3 separate regions of the Homo sapiens genome follow, and regions 1 and 2 are each linked to region 3. Evidence: chromatin loops called from intact Hi-C (ENCODE). Cell type or tissue: mammary epithelial cell. All regions are shown on one strand.

Region 1 (5,000 bases), 420 kb after region 3:
CAAAAGGTATGACCTGGGTGACCTGGTGAACATTGGAAGCTGCTCGGTTTGGATTTCTTGTCTACCATCTGCCTTCAGCAGAGGAAAAGTACAAGAACATGTGCAACCTGGTGTTCTAAAGCCATAGACATCAGCCATCCCAGCTGAGAGGCCCCAGGACAGGGGCAAGGACTCACTATATTTCTGAACACAGAACTGGGAACACAGTGCCCAAAACTGTTTGATCCGCTGCTGGTAGTCTCACACTGACCTCTCAACCCCAGTTACACCACAGGTCAAGCAAATAGGCATGGCCCAGAATCTCTAAACCTTCATCGCATCAACCCCATTCTCTGCCACCTACCAGATCAATGGGACACTGTTTTGGGGACCAAAGACACTGCTCACCTCTGCCCCACACTTAGGAAATAGGCCTTCATATTCTGCTGCTCAGCAGGCCTCACAGAGTTCAACACTAAACTCCTGTTGCAAAGAGCACCCAGAAAGAGAATGCACCAGCAGCACAGTCAGTCCCAGGCTCTTCCTGTGGGAGTCATCAAGAAACACAGTTCCCAGGGCCTCTACAGACAAAAGAATGACACCCAATCATCATGCTAGTTCTAATAGGGTCTAGAGATGTTTAATGGCATCACTGTGCCCCGTGAGACACAGAAGTCACAACAACTCATGAAAAGGAAAGTGTTCATTGAGATACTCTCTAGTGTTGACTTAGTTGAGCCTATTATTGTTAACCAGATGGTTACTGTCTGCATCAAACTGGCAATCTGGAGCAGCAGGCTTCCCCTCAGTGGTGCACTGCCATGGCCGGACCCCTCCCTGCAGTCTTCTCTCCTCAGATAAAATGGCAAGCCTCGTACTCTACCAACTGCAGACCAAAGAATGAAGAGGTTGGCACTCAAGAGATATTTTACTTCATAGACAGAGGAATGTCACCTCTGCACTGCGCTGAGCACCTTCACAATGAAAGATTCAGATCTTCAGATAACAATTTAAAAATTTAGATGTGTGTGCCTGCCAGGATCTAACTGCCTCGCTAGTTAGATCCAGCTCAACAAAAGTACTTAAAATCTTTTCTGCTGGTTCCTATTTCAAAAGAAATCCCTGATGGAGGAAGCACAGACCTTCCAGTATCACTCATAAACTTTTCAATACAAATATGAAACTCAGTTCAGAGCAAGTATCATCTGACTGGGTTTCTCTCCTTCATCCCTGAATGTGTGTGTATACAGGCATACACGGCGTGCACGCGCGCACACACACAGCCATCAGCATGGCATGCTTGCTGAAGATTCAAGCACTCCTGCGTGAAAATGCAAGTACACTATGTCAGGTCAGCCCCACTATGACATCAAAAACCCCCCACCAAAGAAAAAACACCCCGGGAAAGGAGCCAGGAAAGGGAAACGCCTCCTTGAAACAGCCTGAGAAAGGCAATCTGATTCAGCCTGTGCTGAAACTATTCCCGAACACCAGCCAGGAAGTCCCTTCTTTCAGGGTGCTCCGCTGCCTAGCAAACCCAGACCTGCCTTTGCGGAAGCCAGATCTCTGGAGATTCAAGCCCTGGAACGGGTGATTTGGAAAGCGGCTTTCCTGCTCTTGTTCTGGCGCCCTTTAAGATCCATCAGTGGCCAGGTCTTCCAACTCTGCCTAGCCAATGCAAACACAAAAGCTGGTGGCTGCACCGCAAGCACACATACACTTACATACACACACAACACAGCACACACTTATACATACATACCTTTCACCCTCCATTGTGTGAGGCCCAGCCAGGGTGGTAGCTGCTGAACTGTGTATGCACTCGGGGATCCTAGTTCTGTTCTTGATTCTCCCAGCAGACCAGTGGGAAATCTGATCAGCAACAGTGATTCAGCATGGCTGCAAGTGAAGCCTCCTCCCTTCTCAATCCTCCTTCCTCTGACTTACTCGCAGCAGCTTCTACCGCAAAAGCAGCAGCAACAGAAAATGTCTTACCCAGAGCTCCCTGCAGCCCTTTCAGCTGCTAAAAGCAGCAACCCACTTGCTCCCCCTCCCCCGCAGGCTTGCTGCTCCTTGGTCTCCTAGGAACGGCGGCAGCTCCAGCGACCCAGGTGCACTGCCACCTTTCCAGCTTCCTCTGCATCTGCCCAGGCATCCCCAGCCCAGGCGATTAGCCCGCCCCTGGGGCTCCTGCCTCCTCTGTCTAGGCTGCAAAGAATCAGGCAGTTCGTCACTAGCCCGAGAAATACTGGCCCCTACACCCTCCCCTGCTCCCATAGGCTATGAGTCTGTCAGCCTGGCCAGATTGCTGGAATGAGGAGGCCCCTCTGTGGCCTGCAGTGGAGTTTATCATCCACCTGGGGAAATTCACTTGTAGGTCACAGTTTATGTTCCAAATCCTCCTCCCAAATTCTGTAGTAGCTCTGAGTGTCTGATAGATGGGGAGAAGTTAAGGGAAAAGCACCTGACAGAAGTGAGAAAAACACAGAGAGAAATTAAGAGAATACAGAGAGAAATTGGAAAACTAGTCGAAAAAGAGAGGTAGTACAAATAGGTGAAACTGAAACAAACCCTATTTTACTGCAAGAGGCCAAAGACTACTGCAGTAAAGCTATCACAATGAATACTAAAATATCTTAGCACAATCCTAAAATATCTTCCTAAAATCTGTCATATTGGAATTTAACTTAAGCAGTGGCTCCAACTAGTAAGTCTCCCACTGAACCCCCATATCCAGCCAAAGATCTTTCACATCCTGTAATCTCCAGCTGCTGAGCTTCAATTTAGACTAATTTAACTCTCCCTGCCTGAAATGCCTTCTCCAATCCCAGTCCTTTAGTCTTTCTGGGAGTCCAGTCAAATCCCATGTCTTCATAAAACCTTCCCTAATCACACCAATGACAGTCAATCACCACCAAAATACACAAACTATACTTTCCTGTATCGTCATCTCACACCTAATATACAGTCTTGGCTAATTCATTATTTATAAATCTTCTTTCCCAAACTAAAACATAATCTTGTGGAAGGCATGAGGCCAGTCTGTATATCCTAGCCACAGAGGCTTAGAGGTAACTGGGACAATTAGCTGCAAAAAGTGGTGCAGAAGCTATCCTAATGCCTCAGAAAAAAATCAGCTATGAGCATCTCTCTTCTGGGACACCTCATGGCACCCCTGGGCTTTTCCGAATCCACACCAGCACTCACTGGGTGAGTGACTTTCCTGAGTAGTGTTCTCCACACTCTGGACCTCATGCTCAGCTACTCATTCACAATATAGGGTCAGACCAGACAATCTTTAGAGTCCCTTTCAGCTCCAAGATCACAGGATTCTAAAAATGTTTTAAATGGTCCGTTTTTCTTCTCAGAGTAATCCGTGTGATTGTTTAAGAAGAAATACTAGGCTCCAATGTGTTGTAGGGGGCTTCAAGGAGGATAACATGATGTAGGTGAAAGTACGAAGAGACGCTCAGTAAATCTATCATCCTTATCATTTTAACCTGTTAAATTTCTTCACTACTACAAAGCCCTAAAACCACAGAAGGAAGAGAGGAACACTGAGGTGACAGAAAGTAAAAGTAACTAAAACTTTATATAGCCTCCTGAACTCAAACTGGCTACAGGGTTATTCTCAAAGATTACCTCCCCTGGCACCTCAGTGTTCTCTTAGACAAGGCCATTACTCACACTCACTCTTTCTCAAGTGAGAAGAGGCCTGGATAATTTCATTTACACCCCACAGGGCTGTATCTTCACTTCTTCCTTGCACAACAATACCCCTCATATCTTGTTCCCTCTATGTCCCTTCCTCCTCTAATCAGCCTTGTGGCCCTGCTCCAGATATTTCCTCTTGAGGCCAATCACAGGGACCACAAAAAGCTGAACATCACAAATAAGGAAACTGAATCTCGGAATCCGTGCCAGAGTTCAGACATCCACCAGGAACACAACTGGGTGATTCATAAAAGGGACATAAGAAAGAGATGACTCCTCCTTTGCACATACCCACGTTTACATATTCGCCATACAGGAAGGTGTGGAAATGCCACATCTAACAAACCAGACAAAGAAAAAAGATCAGAAAAGGAAATATGTAAGGGTTGTATGTATTCAAGTTTCAAAATATAACTATTAAGAGCCAGTATAAAACCCTGCTAAATTTCCCTGCAAAACCATACGACTACACCTTCATACTTTATTCACCACTCATGATTCACAGGAGGTAGACAGAATAGAGAACACTCAGAAGAGGCCATTTAGAAAAGAAAGGTCATCTTAAGCAAAAAGAACAAAACTGGAGGCACCACATTAACTGACTTCAAACTATACTACAAGGCTACAGTAACCAAAACAGTATGGTATTGGTACAAAAACAGACACATAGACCAATGGAACAGAAAAGAGAACCCAGAAATAAAGCTGTTCACCTACAACCAACTGATTTTCGACAAAGTCAACAAAAATAAGCAATGGGGAAAGGACTTCAATAAATGATGCTGGGATAACTGGCTATCCATATGCAGAAGAAACTGGACCCTATCACCATATATAAAAATTAACTCAGGCACAGTGGCTCATACCTGTAATCCCAACACTTTGGGAGGCCAAGGCGGGCAGATCACCTGAGGTCAAGAGTTTGAGACCAGCCTGGCCAACCTGGTAAAACCCCATCTTTACTAAAAATACTACAATTAGCCAGGTGTGGTGGCATGTGCCTGTAGTCTCAGCTACTTGGGAGCCCGAGGCAGGAGGATCACTTGAACCTGGGAGGCAGAGGTTATAGTGAGCCAAGACTGCACCACTGCACTCCAGCCTGGGTGACAGAGCAAGACTCTGTCTCAAAAAATAAAATAAAATAAACCCAAGATGGAGTAAACAATTAAATGTAAGACCTAAAACTATTTAAAAAAGGAAAAAAACCTAGGAAATACCCTTCTAGCAATGCAGCAAAAGCAAAAATTGACAAGTAAGACCTAATTAAACTAAAGAGCTTCGTATAGCAAAAGAAACTATCAACAGAG
Region 2 (5,000 bases), 300 kb after region 3:
TCTTCTGAAGGCTTCTAAAAATTCTGGGTACCTTGTTGTTCTCCAAGCATCTTGTTGAAGTAACATGTGCTTAACATCAGAAAGAGAAGTTTTGTCTTTAGGAGAGTTGCACATTTAGGGCACAATAAATATACAGTAAATACACAAAGTGGCTCACTGGCTGGGAAGACTTCGGGGTTTCTAACTGCAGGGGCTGGGGGATGCCAATCTCCTGCAGCACCTGCTTGGAAGTAGCCCAGTCGTATCAGAAGTCCAACATCAGGATTTATAAAGTTCCTTGGCTTCCTGTAGGTGGATTCTCAAAGTAGGGAGGGTGTCCCAGACTGCAAGGTATGAGACTATTCTCCAGACACAAGACTTCCCCTGCTTATGCCAGAAATTTCAGCATGAGCAATTTGCTAGTTTAGGAACAGCACAACTTTAAGGTTTTTTAAATACAAATTACTCCATGCCCCCTCAAATGCCCGCTCCTCAAGATGCTTGAAGTTCTATTGTTAATAATTTTTACCTGTGAATTAGCAAAGCTCTCACCAAGCTCCCTTTTTAAAATGCAAGCACATCTTAGGAAGCCTCAAATCCAAGGCCCACTGATATCTCCTACCTCACAGGGAAAGCAGTAGTGGGGTTCTTGGGGGTTGGGGAGAGGGTGCACACCCTGGAATAGGGGGAAAGCACAAGAAAAAGAAGACAAGGACATTAGACAGACTTGACCACTGTCACAAAGTGCCAAGGGCCAGCTCTAGTGGTATATTCCTTTGAAGCCATCCAATGTCCATCTGAATCACACACGACCCCATCCAACACAGGCACAAATCTATCTTTGGGTCTGGAGGAGGGTGACCTCTTATTTATCCTCCAGACCAGAACACTTCTGAGTAAAATGGGGTGCTGTGAATAATTAAACTGGGATAATAAGTATAAATGGGGACTGTCCTGTCCTGGGAAAACCTAAAAGTAGGACCCTCTCTGAGACCATTATAGGCAGGAACTGAATCCTTACCACTTTGGTTTTTTGTTTTTTTCCTGTTTTTGTTTTGTTTTGTTTTGTTTTTCAGTGTTACCCGAGGCTTCTCTGAAGAGCTAGTTTTCCCAGCTGAAGAGACATAACACCTCCCAGGCCTGGAATCTATGACATCAAAGACCAATGGCCTAAACCTGAAGACTGGGCAGTTCTCATCTGCTTCCTGTAGGAGAACTCAAGGAAAAACAGTGAGCTGAGAAGCACAGGGAACCCATTTGTCCCTTATTCTAGCACACAGAGGACACGGTGCAGCTTCGAGAATTTTCCAGCTCTTCTGCAGACAAAGTCACAGTAGTTAAAGTACATAAGTGGGTGTGGCCAGAGAACTGCCCCTCTCACTGGTTATTTCTGGACATTCCCAGACTGTCCAACTGGACCTTCAGAAGAAAGCAGCTTTAGTAGTCTCAGGGTCCCCATGGGACAAATCCAGAAGAGAGGTCTCTGTGACTTGATTTTTAACACAGCGAAAGGATCAGTAGTAAAGAAATCCAGTAGACTGTCACACACGCTCACCCCCCAACTTAGAGAAACATAGAGAAACACCATGGTCTACACACACACACACACACACACACACTCCAGGGTCTGTATTGTCCCTGTAGAAACACCAAAACAAAGCCCAAAGGTGCTGCCTGGGGATGTCAAGACCCCCCTTGCTCAGGGCATAGGCCAGAGCACCTCAGGGGAACGGGGGTGGGTAATGGTGTCCACACTGCGATGAACAACACCAGTCTGCCAAGTCAGAGGAGAGCGGTTCTCACAGCAGCACAGACCCTCCCAAGCAAGTTGAATCCAGTCACCAAGGTCCTGCTGTTCAGAGTCACAGGCAGCACCTGCTCCTTCCTCCACCTCCTGGCAGTAGGAGTTTGGGTCACAAGGACTTGTGAATCACGGCAACACCTAATAAGAAAGGGGGAGAAAGTTATCATCTTAGCTTCTCCAAAATTACTCAGAGTCCCAGTGAGTTCATGAATCCAAGATATCCTGAGTCACAGCCAAGGGAAATGTGTGCAATTTTTATCCTAATATTGAAGTGGACTCAGGCTGCTAGCAGCTGGCTGTTCCCCACTCCAACAGCCAAGTCCTGGCAAGACACTTGAACCTACGAGCACAGTCCCTCAAACACCACTGACTAGTGGCCTCACCCTGTGTCATCACATGGACTCACTGTGGTGACTCCCATCCCCAGCCCTAGCACCCAGCCCAACAATGCTCAGCGCCCAGGGGCAGCTATGCAGTTCTAAATTTGAATCACTGTAAGAGAAGCAATGGGTGATTCATCTCTACTTTTAGAAGACACTGGAATGAAGCGGAAAGTACAGCAGGCTGCCTTCATGGGAGCAAGAAAGACTGAATTCCATTCCTAGCTCTGCCACCAGTCAACCTGCACTATGGCCTTTGGCAAGTTCTTTGACCTCTTTAGGCTCAGTTCCCACACAAATGTCATCTAAGAGACCCTGCCAGTGTGACAATCTCGACTTTGATAAATGCTCCAGACATGTATGCTATGTTACTGTTTTAGTCCGAGTGAACCATGCTCAGCACCTAACTATAAATCCACGCATGACCCAAAATCTCACTGTAAGGGACTGAGGCTACATGGCAGATATTACAGGTTGATTCCGTCAACATCCTTCCTACTTGCTATCCTCGACTACAGCCACCAGCAAGTTGCAAGCTCAGGTTCCCAGACTGCCTGGCAGCTAGATGTGCCACGTGACCCAGTGCTGGCCACTAAGACTGTAAAGGCAAGTGTGCCAGTGTTGCAACGCTGGCTTTGTTCTTGTTGTGACTGGAATGCTCACGCAAGGCCAAGGGGAGGCAGCAGCCCTTGATAAAGCTGGCAGAATAGAAAAGAGAAGAGAAACCTGGTTCTGTCAGTCTGAGCCCCCAGGCCAACCTTGGATTTCTTTCTACTTGAGACAAATACACTCACTTCCTTATTTAGGAAAGTATCTGTCAGGGTTTCTGGTGCCTGTTGCTAAATGAAATCCTAACTTACAGGTGTTTACAGGCAGGATATTACTGCAGCCTTATTTTAACATAGTCCCACAACTATGAAATGTTCTGATTGAAGATGAGATTGAGAGAACATGGCTAAAATCAAGCCAGGATACCCCACTGGAGATATTCTGCTAAGACATCTATTTCCTGTTTATTCCTGGCTAAAGGTGCAGACACAGAAGCTTCAAGGCAGGCAGAACCTGAGTCCAGGTGCCTGGTCTTGACAGCATCTTACTTGAATCTCAGACATCTCTTTCAGAAGGTAGCTTTTTTTTCTTGAAAGCAGGCTCCTGTGTTGCTTTTTCATATAACCTTTATCTTAATAATAAAAGTAATATATTCTCATTATGGGAAATCTGGAAAATGCAGAACACAAAGAAAAAATCTTTAATCCCTTCACACAAAGAAAACCACCACTGTCTTTTTGGAATACTTTCTAGCATCTAACAATAATCACAATCATTTACTGCATGGTGTCTAATGCCAGGCAGGCATTGTGCTTAGCTCTTCACAAGTATTACTGCATTTCATTCTCACAGCACCCTAAAAGGCTTAGTCTAATTTTATTCCCATTTTACAAATAAGACAACAGGGGTTCAGTATGATAGAATACCTGGCCCGGAGACCCAGGGCTAGTGGCAGAGCTGGGATTCAAATTCATATCTGACTCCAATATCCATCTGTAGAAGAAGCAGCAGCTATTCAACCCCCACTCCCACTACCACCAATACAGGACTATATGCGTGAGTTCACAAGGTTCATACAACTTTGCATCCTTTTTTAACCTAACAGGCTATTACAAATGTTTTCTCATAACATTAAAAATCCATAAACTATATAAATATCCCATAGATTATTAGCTATTTCCCTCATGTCAGACATTAAGTAATTCTCAGTTTTTTGCTATTACAAGTAAGGCCCCAATAAATTTGTCCATAAATCTTTGTATTTTGGAGCATTTCCTTAGACTTTAAGATAATAGACTCAGTAAGTGGGTTTGAACATAAAATTGCAGGTTTGCTTGTCTCCTTCCTACCTACTTCTGGAGAGGGCAGACAATGAAGAAAGGGACATGAAATATTCAGCATATATATGAAATTCTAACCACCCACACTTAACTCTTCCCCTCTCATTAAGGCACACATGGAGTCAAGGGAAGATTCCTCACTTGTCTCACTCATCCCAGAACAGAATTACTCCAGGACCAAACTTCTTCTAAAATGTTTTATACTTAGCCAAGAAAAGTATTACAAGGTGAAAAAAACTCTAAAGGAAGAAAAAAGTTAAAGTTCATTACAACAGAAGTCTTATGTTGAAAGAATGTGCTGCAAACTCCTTCAAATTTGCACAGCACAATCTTCCTCTGCAGTCAAACAAGATGGAATGACTGACCTTTATAATGCAAAATGGGAATCGGAAGAATATTCCTGGAGTCGTGGTATGGATTAAAAGAGATAATGACTATAAAATACTTTGGATAATGCCTGGTATGTTCTGTGCATGCTGGATCAATAATGTTATCTCTATTCCAGGTTCTGGAAAACCAGATACAAGGAACTGAACTACACCATGGATATATATTTGCTCATCTCCCCATGGACCCAACCTTAGTAGTACCAACTCTGATGCCACCCCTGCCCCTGCTACTCACCAAACCCCTCACACACACTCCCCAAGAAGCTTCCACACCCGCCTGGTGCCTTACTCTAAGGCTTACCCTGAGCTGGGGTAGCACAAAGGGCATGGACTTAGAACTCTGGGTTTGAACTCTGACTTTGCCATTTATTAGCTGTGTGGCCTTCAGCAAGTTACTTAAACTCTCCAAACCTGTTATATCATCCATAAAATAGACGGATAGAGTCCCATTCAGCCCAAGGGTTGTTGAAAAGATGAGAACAAATGCACACTCTGTTCCTAACACACTGCCCCATGGCACGGGGCCAGCCACGCAGTAAAGGACAGCTATTTGTGTGAT
Region 3 (5,000 bases):
AGGGTTCTGGTGGATGGTGAGCCAGATAATTGTTTAGATGGCCAAGTGGGTTTGAAGTGGAAATAGAAACAAATCCAGGATGTTACTAGGAGACTACCCTTTGATTAATGGGAATTCAAAGATGAAACAAGTATTGCCTATTGTTTAATTTTCCCTTCTTTGAAAGTAAAGTGTTTGGGGAGAAAGCTAAGACTCTAAAAACCAGAGCATATATGAGACAGCACAGAGCAGGCCCTCCTTAAACTTTTCTCTTGGTCAAGATAAAATTTTTCCTAATCCCAAGACATGCTGCTGAGGGCAGAGACACTCAATAATGTGGATTTACTGACCGATTCACCTGCTTCTCTGTAGGAAATCAAAGTTCATTCATTCACAGACTTGCTCAGTGACAGAAGACGTTTAATAGATGTCATTCTATCCAGGGCATACAATTCATGCTTTAGCCCCTAAAATTTGCCAAGCAGTGCAGTTGAAAGCTAAAAAACATAAGTCACTTTCTCTATATCAGCAGTTCAAGTTTGTCCAATCTCTGCCCTCAGAGAAAAGAGGAGGCACACACAAATTCCAAGACTATATATCATGAAGGTTATGGAGCCTGTTTGAGACATCACAGAAACTACCCAGCTGAATTTTAAGCTGCCTCTCATCAGAGAACTGAGGATTCACAGATTTCCAGGGAAATTGCATTTTGAGGGAAATTCTTCTAGGTAAAAACCCATATAATTCAATGATGAATATTTCCTTTGGCCTTTAATTGATTTACAAGCAATGCTCCATGGCTAGCTTTAGGTGAAAGATCTATTAATTTAAAACCATTCATTACCCCTTTCTTTCATCTAACACATTTTTCCAATATGCTTATTGTTCACTATAAGTAACAGATTGACATCTCTCCAAGAGCAAGTCCTTTTAATACTTGTAAATGGTTTCTTGGAAGGCATCAATGATAAAACTAGTTATGTTTTCAGTAGAGTGATGCTAGGATACACTTTTATGCAATGCCATAAAACTATCCTTCTTATTTAAGTAGCATCAGCAAGACAGTAGAATAGGAAACCCGAGAGCTCACTTCACAACAGAAACACCAGCTTTAACAACAACACATGAGGCCGGGCGCGGTGGCTCACGCCTGTAATCCCAGCACTTTGGGAGGCCGAGGCGGGTGGATCATGAGGTCAGGAGATCGAGACCATCCTGGCTAACAAGGTGAAACCCCGTCTCTACTAAAAATACAAAAAATTAGCCAGGCGCGGTGGCGGGCGCCTGTAGTCCCAGCTACTCGGGAGGCTGAGGCAGGAGAATGGCGTGAACCCGGGAAGCGGAGCTTGCAGTGAGCCGAGATTGCGCCACTGCAGTCCGCAGTCCGGCCTGGGCGACAGAGCGAGACTCCGTCTCAAAAAAAAAAAAAAAAAAAAAACAACACATGATCCAAAAAGCCTTTATGAGAACTCCAGAATTCAGTTAGGAAGTCACAGTACCCCAGGCAACTCAAAATCAAGAACAGCTACATTGAAATGGGTAACAAAAAGCTATTTTATTCCAACTGCATCAATCCTTCTCCCAAGCCAGCACAGCTCATGATCAAAAAGAAGAGTCCAACTTGTGGATTCTCCCTTGGGAGGGAAATTGAAGAAATTGAAACACTTCCAATGTTCCAGCTTTTCAGGAAACTGCCCAAGGGACTGGTTTCTGTCCTGCCTGATTCAGAGTGCTGATGGGAAACTGACATACCTTGGATGCCTGGTATCCACAGAGAACAAAAGAGAGCTCAGAAGCTTGTGGCAGCACCAGAGAACTTGTAGTATCACACAGAGACACCAGCACAGCTTGCCACAATTTTCAGAAAGCACCCAACTCATGGCTTCTCCACTGGGAGGGAAAGGAAGGGTGGAATGTATATATTGTGTTCTGGCTTTTCAAGGGCTGCTAGAAGGAGTGGTTTCTGTTTTGCCTGACTTAGAGTGCTGACAGACTTAGAAAACTTTGGATACCTGGGAGCCAGAGAACAGAAAAGAGCTCAATGCCAGAAAAAGCGCCAGAAAACCTGAAATACCTCATACAGACACCAGAGGGAGCAAGAGGCTACAAGCGCCTGAAAAAGAGACCAGCAAATCTCTCTAAATGGGAAATTACACACACAAGCCTAGAAAAGATTTCTCTCCCCAAAAGGTTAAGAGACGCTTGGAATCTCTAGCTGGGCTGATTGCTGAAGGTCTTTCCCTATAAGAAAAACCATAAGGACTGGGGAAAGTGGTTGTGTTTTCAAATGTGCAAATCCCAACACAAAATTATAAGGCTCACAAAGTAATGGGGAAACACAGCCCAGTCAAAGTTACAAAATAAATATCCAGAAATTGGTCCTAAAGAAAAAGAGTTATATGAATTATCTCATAAACAATTCAAAATAGCCACCATAAAGATGCTTAACAAGCTCAGGAAAATTGTGTATAAACAAATGAGAGTGTCTGTAAAATGAAAAAGAGTATTTTTTAACCAAAGAAATTTGTGACCTGAAGAACACAAAAACTGAGTTGGAAATTTCACTAGAATAATTCAAGAGCAGAACTGTTTAAGCAACACAGAATCAGCACACTCAGAGACAGGTCATTGGAAATTATTCAGTCATAGAAACACCAACCAGAAAAAAAAAAAAAAAGTGAAGAAAGCCTAAAGGACCTACTATGGGACACCACAGAGACCAATAGGTATATTATAGGTATTCCAGAAGAAGGAAAGACAGACAAAGGGGCAGAAAGCTTGTATGAAATAATAATGGCTCTGGTAAAGGAAATGAACATCCAAATCCAAGAAGCCAAATAGATCTCAATCAGAACATACCCAAAAAAGTCCACACTGAGATACATTATAATCAAGCTGTCAAAGGTTAGACAAAGAGAGAATTTTGAAAGCAAGAAAAAAGTAACTCATCACATACAAAGGAGTCTCCATGAGACTATCAGTGTATATATCAGCAGAAACTTTGCAGGCCAAAACAGAGTAGGATGATATATTCAAAGTGATTAAAAAAGAAAAAAAAGGGCCAGGGCGGTGGTTCACGCCTGTAATCCCAGCACTTTGGGAGGCCGAGGCAGGTGGATCACGAGGTCAGGAGTTCAAGACGAGCTTATCCAAGATGGTGAAATCCTATCTCTACTAAAAAAATACAACAAAATTAGCCAGGCATGGTAGCAGGTGACTGTAATCCCAGCTACTCAGGAGGGTCAGGCAGGAGAATTGCTTGAACCCCAGTGGCAGAGGTTGCAGTGAGCCAACATCATGCCCTAGCCTGGGCAACAAAGTGAGACTCTGTCAAAAAGAAAAAAAAAAGAAAAAGAAAACTGTCAATCCAGATTTGTGTGTCTGTGTTTTTCAAAAATTAAGAAAAATTAAAGGCTTTCCTAGATAAACAAAAGCTGATAAAATTTATCACCACTAGACCCGCCTTATAAGAAAAGCTAAATGGAGTCCTTCAAGTTGAAAAGAAAGAATGCTAAAAAACACTGGTCAGCAACATAAAAGCATATATAAGTATTAAGCTCATTGGCTGAGGCAGGCAGTGAACCCAGGAGTTCGAGACCAGCCTGGGCAACATAGCAAAACCCCATTCTTACTAAAAAATACAAAAATTAGCCAGGCATGTTGGCACAAAACCTGTAGTCCCAGCTACTCAGGAGACTGAGGTAAGAGAATAACCTGAGCCCAAGAAGTCGAGGCTGCAGTCAGCCATGATTGTGCCACTGCACTCCAGCCTGGGCATCAGAGTGAGATGCTGTCTCAAGGAAAAAAAAAAAAACACACACACACACAAAACTCACTGGTAAAGGTAAATATATAAATATTACAAATACAGAATATTGTAATACTCTAACAATGGTAGGTAAATCACTTAATTCTGGCATAGAAGTTAAAAGACAAAAATACAAAAATAACTATAAAGGTATGTTAATGGATACACAATACAAAAGATGTAATTTGTGACAATAACAAAACAGAGGGGAGAAGTCAAAGAGTAGAATTTTTGTATGTGACTGAAGCTAAGCTGATATCAGCTTAAAATAGATATTACAACTGTAAAATAAGCCCCATGTAACCACAAAAAACCTACATAAGATACATAAATGAAAATGAGAAAGGAATCAAAGCATATCCTTACCAAAAAAAAAATCAAAAGAGGAAAAAAGGAACAAAAACACTAAGAGACAGGCAGAAAACAAAGTGCATTTTAGTCCATTTTAGTATCACAGGAAACCTGAGACTGGACAATTTATAATAAACAGGAATTTATTTTCTCACAGTTCTGGAGGCTGGCAAGTCCAACACTGAGGGGCCAGCATCTAGTAAGGACCTTCTTGCTATGTCATAACGTGGTAAAAGGAATCATGGTGAAAGGAATCACATGGTAGAAGAGCAAGAGAGAGAGAGTAAAAGGAAGATGAACTCTCCCTTTTATAACAAACCCACTCGTGCAATAACTGTTATTTCATTCACTCCATTCTCATGGCCTAATCACCTCTCATTAGGCCCCACCTCCAAACACTGCTGCACTGGGGATTAAGTTTTTAACATGTGCATTTTGGGGAACATATTCAAGCCATAGCAAAAAGTCAATAGTAAGTCCTTCCCTATTGGTAATTATTTTCAATGAAATTGAATTACATTCCCCAATCAAAAGACATAGGGTAGTTTAATGGATTTTTTTTAAAAGAAAATGAGACTATTTGCTTATTTTAGATTTTAGGACACACACAGGATGGAAGTGAAAGGGTGGAAAAAGATATTCCATGCAAAAAGTAACCAAAGGAGAACAGGGTGGTCATATGTATTCATACAAAATAGACTTTAAGTCAAAAACTGTCATAAGAGACAAATAAGAACATCACATATTGATAAAAGGGCCAATTCACCAGGAAGACATACCAATTATAATTATATTTGCACCTAACATTAGAGGAGCCAAATATATGAAACAAACATTGACATGACATGGGCTCAACAGAAGG

What was found. Hi-C counts contacts between places; a loop is a spot of excess contacts. Peaks named below come from ENCODE experiments on the same cell type or tissue, not always from the same donor. Only the 100,000 strongest peaks of a DNase experiment are listed, where the experiment ranks them.
Region 1: it touches region 3 in a loop (8-fold over the local background); 7 of 110 quality-filtered maps call a loop at or near these places.
Region 2: it touches region 3 in a loop (4-fold over the local background); 5 of 110 quality-filtered maps call a loop at or near these places.

What each region holds. Positions count from the first base shown.
Region 1 is chr5:137,733,892-137,738,891 of GRCh38, forward strand. KLHL3 (kelch like family member 3) reads right to left here and starts at 2,198. Exons shown (of 15, transcript NM_017415.3): 1 at 1,742-2,198. The coding sequence starts at 1,755. RefSeq lists enhancers at 396-465, 1,797-2,465. In mammary epithelial cell, a CTCF peak has its summit at 2,304; DNase peaks (open chromatin) are centred at 1,460 and 2,190; H3K4me3 peaks cover 1,257 bases; H3K27ac peaks cover 1,610 bases.
Region 2 is chr5:137,620,206-137,625,205 of GRCh38, forward strand. It overlaps KLHL3 (kelch like family member 3), which reads right to left. Exons shown (of 15, transcript NM_017415.3): 15 at 1-1,921. The coding sequence ends at 1,893. Among named protein-coding and RNA genes, the nearest start is that of MIR874, 25 kb to the right of the region's middle. RefSeq lists an enhancer at 2,714-2,763. In mammary epithelial cell, no CTCF peak of the experiment used is centred here; DNase peaks (open chromatin) are centred at 2,226 and 2,756; H3K27ac peaks cover 987 bases.
Region 3 is chr5:137,318,557-137,323,556 of GRCh38, forward strand. All of the region lies in intron 2 of SPOCK1 (SPARC (osteonectin), cwcv and kazal like domains proteoglycan 1), which reads right to left. Among named protein-coding and RNA genes, the nearest start is that of SPOCK1, 180 kb to the right of the region's middle. RefSeq lists an enhancer at 1,198-1,697. In mammary epithelial cell, a CTCF peak has its summit at 2,070 (motif pointing right); DNase peaks (open chromatin) are centred at 1,745 and 2,045.